2 separate regions of the Mus musculus genome follow, and region 2 is linked to region 1. The links are chromatin loops, found by intact Hi-C in ENCODE. Cell type or tissue: left cerebral cortex. All regions are shown on one strand.

The links. A loop is a pair of places that touch in the nucleus more often than their neighbours do. Peaks named below come from ENCODE experiments on the same cell type or tissue, not always from the same donor. Only the 100,000 strongest peaks of a DNase experiment are listed, where the experiment ranks them.
Region 2: a loop joins it to region 1, with 3 times the contacts of the local background. A loop is called at or near these places in 8 of 42 quality-filtered maps.

Annotation. Positions count from the first base shown.
Region 1 is chr10:63,381,753-63,384,252 of GRCm38, forward strand. It overlaps a transcript of Dnajc12 not described here. Among named protein-coding and RNA genes, the nearest start is that of Dnajc12, 3.6 kb to the right of the region's middle. In left cerebral cortex, a CTCF peak has its summit at 1,158 (motif pointing left); DNase peaks (open chromatin) are centred at 22, 1,094 and 2,055; H3K4me3 peaks cover 1,104 bases; H3K27ac peaks cover 709 bases.
Region 2 is chr10:63,243,433-63,245,932 of GRCm38, forward strand. It overlaps Herc4 (hect domain and RLD 4), which reads left to right and starts at 365. Exons shown (of 25, transcript NM_026101.4): 1 at 365-731; 2 at 1,986-2,016; 3 at 2,390-2,500. The coding sequence starts at 2,468. It overlaps 1700120B22Rik (RIKEN cDNA 1700120B22 gene), which reads right to left and starts at 721. Exons shown (of 2, transcript NR_166111.1): 1 at 455-721. In left cerebral cortex, a CTCF peak has its summit at 1,525 (motif pointing right); a DNase peak (open chromatin) is centred at 336; H3K4me3 peaks cover 1,652 bases; H3K27ac peaks cover 1,147 bases.

The DNA of each region.
Region 1 (2,500 bases):
GTTGTCGCTTGGTTGGTAGGATATGCGTAGCGCTGGAATGCCTGGGTTCCGCCCCTAGCATAAATCCCTAAAGGTGGCACAGACTTGTAATCCCAGTATTGAGGATCATCCTGTGCTACACAGTGAGCTCTAGGCCAGCGTAGGCTATGCGAGACCAGTCTCCAAAACAACCAAACCACACAGAGAAATGACAACGACAACCAAACAGCTTTGAAGAATTATATATATAACTTTTCCTTTGATAGATCCTGCTCTTGGACACTGGTAACTTTGGCAGCAGAACGGAAAGGGATTGTGTCCCATTTTATAGGTGGAGGGATGGAAAGGGGGCAGTTAAAATCTGCTCGCTTCCCACTGGATTTCAGGCCAGAATGGATCAGCAAGGTCCTGAGAACTCAGTGGTGGGGACCAAGTCGGATTCAGACTAATATCACAGAACGTTGGACATGGCTCAGATTGTAAGAGTGCTTGCAAGCAAGGTTGACCATCTAGTGTGATCCACCTGAAGGTTGCCACAACACACTAAAAAACCCAAACAAACAAAAAACAAAAAAACAAAACCACCCAAATATAAACAAACGAAAATCGCAAACTCCCATCGGAACGTTCATTGGTGTCCAGATCCCGGGAAGGGAAACGGTTGCAGGTCATTTCTGGTGCTCAGGGATTGCCTTCCGGACGCCGCTGAGACTTGGAAGAATCTTAAAGGGAAGACGGGAGCTGACACCATTTGCACGGAACTTTGGGGCGCGCTCGGAGGAGACAGGTGGGAGAGGGGTGGATGTCAGTGGGTTGTGGGCTGGCCAATGTCTTGTCTGCTCTCAGAGCTTCTGAGGTTTGTAGTCACTTATTTCTAGGATCAAAGATGAATTTCACGTAAACACCCCTTTTAGCTGACACGCCTAAAAATGCTGAGGCAGGGGGATGGTCTGAAGCTAGAGAATATCCTGGATTAGCAACGTTGGCGCGGGTCTAGGACACAGACGCAAAATCTGCAGCAACTAGAGAGGCACGAGAGTCTCGGAGGCCGGAAGTTCTGGCAGTCCCCGTCGTTTCTTTTATGAAGTAGCGCTATGCCTTATGGGAGTTGTAGTCCAAGAGTGAGCCACACTTACGGGTTGGAGGAGTCTGCACGGTGTTGGACGCCACCTAGAGGTGCTGAGTCTTTCTGCATCTTAAAATCAAAGAGCTTTCAAGTCTATTAATAATTTTTTTTATGTGCGTTTTACTTATACTTTTTTTTTTTTTTTGGTTTTTCGAGACAAGGTTTCTCTGTATAGCCCTGGCTGTCCTGTTACTTATACTTTGAGATACTGTGGTCAATGGTTTGTTGTTTTGAGGCAGGATCTTCTAGCTCCAGGCCTGCATGGAACTTGCTGCAGTCCTCCTGTCTCAGCTTCACAAAAGCAAGGATTGTAGGTAGGTATGAGCAAGCCACAACACCTAGCTTTAGCGTTAGGGTTTGTTTTCTATATCTACCTCTCAGGGGCCTGCAAGATGGCTCAGCTTGTAAAGGCACTTGCCACCATACCTGAGTTTGATCTCTGGGACCCAGAAGAAGAAGGAAAAGAAGAAGGAGGAGGAGGAGGAGGAAGAGAAGGAGGAAGAGGAGAGGGGAAGGGGGAGGGGGGAAGAGGAGGAGGAGAAGGAGAAGGAAACTTTCATAGGCCCGTTCTCTGACCTCCACATTTGTATACCCATCCAAATAAATGATAAAAATATAACAAAATGGATCTATACCTCCAGAAAAGCATAAGTGCAGGTGCACATAGCTATGTAAAATAGGTGTTCAGAGAAGCCAGAGAGTTTTGAGTGTCTTCCTGTATGGATATCCGTCATTTATTTAATTTTGAGATAGGGTATCATTTTATAGCTTGGGCTAGCCTGGTATTCCGTATCCAGACCAGGATGGCCTCGAACTCAGAGATCTCCCAGTCCTCTGCCTCCCCAGTGCTAGTATTAAAGTATGGGCCACCTAGCTTCTTCTCATATTTTGAGATAGCCTCACGATGAGATGAACTTGGAGTGCACGGCTTTGGCTAGGCTGGCAAGCCATCAAGCTCCAGGGATCTGCCTGTCTCAGTACTGAGGTTAGAGACAGTTAATGGCATGGGCAATGTTATCACAGACTCTAGAATCACCAGAAAGATGTGTCTTTGGGCATGGGGGATTATCTTAATTAAATTAATTGAGGTGGGAAAACCTACCTGCCTGCTTGCTGTGGTAGCTAACACCTTGGGAGGACCCCGGACTGAATAAATGGAGAACAGGAGCTAAGAAGTACCATGTGTGGGCTGGAGAGATGGCTCAGAGGTTAGGTGTACCAACTGCTCTCCCAAAGGACCCAGGTTCAATTCCCAACACCCACATGGCGGATCAAAATTGTCCGTAACTCCAAGATCTGACACCTTCGCACAACATCCATGCAGGCGAAACACCAATGCACATAAAATAAAAAATGAATAAATTAAAAGGTTTATTTAAAAAAAATACAAATTGA
Region 2 (2,500 bases), 140 kb before region 1:
CCAAAATTAGGAAAGGTAGAATAAAATTATGAAAAGGCTAAAACCCTCCAAGCAGAAAGACAAACCAAAATGAAATTTTCACTTGTCAACGCCGAAGCATTGTTAAAAACACACGGACAAGAACAAAAAAAAAAAAGAAGAAGAAGAAGAAGAGGAAGAAAGAAAATACATTTGACAGCTTCTAGCCCTAGCCGGCTGCATTAGCGTCTTAGAGCAGGGAACCGCAACACTGCGCAGGCTCCTGGATCAGACGAACCCTGGGAGGTCTCCCGCGCAGGCGCACGAATGGGGAAGTGGGCGGGGTCGCGCATGCTCCCCGGCTCACTTCCGGCCAGCCCCTCCCCTCCCCCCTCCCCCGCGAAACCACCGCCCCTCTCCCTTGTCGCCTGGCTCTCCCTCGTCGCCAGCCTCTCCCTCAGCTCTCTCCACCCCTCGTGGTCTCCGCCCTGCTCACCGCCAGCCCTTCCCCTCCCGCTCCATCCGGGTCGCTGACGGCTTGTCTCTCGGTCCGGAGAGTGCTGGCGGCAGCGTTTCTCGGAGGAGCCTGGGAAAGTTTCACGGGCGAGCCGGGCAGCAGAGGCAGCGGAGCTGCGGTCGGGGACGTCGGAGGAGCCGTGGTAATCGCCGCGGCCGGCTGAAGGAGGAAGGTCTTGGGAGCTGGAGAGCCGCCCAGAGGTCCAGGGAGCGTCCGTCCTCCATCGCTTAGGGCTCTCCCTGCCCTGAGAGACCCGGTGAGTCGTTGCCCCCCGTGGGTTCGGGGTAGTGTGACGGAGGCGAGCTCCGCTGGGGCCTTGGGGAAGGGCGCCAGCGTCCTCAACGTTTTCCGGGGCCGGAGTGGTGCACCGCCCTCGGGGAAAGGGTCTCCCTGGGGCCGAGGCCGTGGGGCTGAGCCCGGTGGGGTGAACCCTCTCCCCGGCTCGCCCATAGGTAGCTGCGGGAGTTTGGCTGGCCGGCCCGTGAGGCTGGGTGTGTGCAGACCATTCCTCTGCCCCGGGCCGCGGGAGCTGATCGTGAGGTGCATGGTCAGAGAAAGAGGAAACCAAACTGCCTTGCGTTCTCCTACCTGTTGCTGGCGAGAGAACGTCTTTCCCATACTGGTTCTGACTTTTTGGAGGAAAAAAAAAAGGGTACCCAAACGAAGCGCATTGAAATCGGAGCTATGTTCCTGTCTGATGCTAGCCTTGAAAACACAGAGAGAGAGATAGGGAAAGACAATGCAGAACTCTCTGGAACTTTCGAGTTTTGGTGTCCCAAACTTTTTCTGATAGGAGTGGAGTGAGACAGCTTCGGCACTTTCTAAATAAACATAAATGCAAGAAAATTATGTTTTGAAACCTCAGATTCAGCGAAAGGAATTTAGGTGATTTTGGACAGCAAGGATAAGACTGACTTCTATTAATGCTTCTTAATGCACCATGCTTTTTAAAGAAATGTAAAGGGTTTTTTTTTTTTTTTTAATGTTAATGGAGGATTCCCTCACTTGTTTGTGCACCATGCGTGCCCGTAGTGCAGGAAGCCAGTAGAGGGCGTAGGATTGATTCCCTGGGAGGAGTTACACACAGAGAGCAGCCATGTGGGTGCTGGGAATTGAATCAGGATCCTTTAAAAGAGACATCTCTCAGCCCCTTAATGTATGTCTTTCAAGCGCAGAAGTTATATAGATTTTCCTATCAAAAGTTAACCCTGCCTCCAACCTGGTCTTGTTTGGAAAAAAAACTCAGCAGTCCTGTGATTGTTTTTCATCTTTAAGTAATTTTCCTAGAGGTATGTATTATAATCACATTGATTTGGTTTTAAAATTAAATTAGTAGAGTGAGTTCTCGACCTTAGCATTTTGACTTATAAAATGGAGTCGATTGTTTGAAATTACGACTTGATAATTTCTAATTTTGTACATAGCTTATTAGTACAAATAATGAGAATAGTCTACTTTAAATTGTTATTTTTTTTCTAAAGTTCCATTATTGTTTTTATTTATGTTACAGATAAGAACTTCCATTTTCTGTTGATGTGGAGGTAGGTATCAGATTGTTCTGTGGGGGACTGGAAGATTATGTTTCTGCAGTTGGCTGGATACTTGCTTGTTTGGGCATTGGACACATGCCTTATTTACTGTTCTCATTAAATGTATGTAAACACGAAAACCTAATTTCATTAGAGTACTTATATAGCAGAGTTAAAGCCAGTTACTGTTTTAAGTTTTGCAAAGAATAGTAGAAGGTGATGTCATTTCCTAAACATTTGTATATGGCCCTTTAAAACTGAGAGAACTGACTGTCACCCCAAGCATATTATAAGTATTAAACAAGTGCAGTCCTCATTTTAGCTTAACACTCGATGAGAGAGCAGCTTGCTTTGAGGTCTTACTAACTTTTGTTTTTCTCCTCAGACATAGGGTACCTCCCAGTTTCCAGTGTTTCAGAAGGGACTTTTGTATTGAAACTGGAAGACCAAGGTCATTCCAAGCATGTTGTGCTGGGGCAATGCATCCTATGGACAA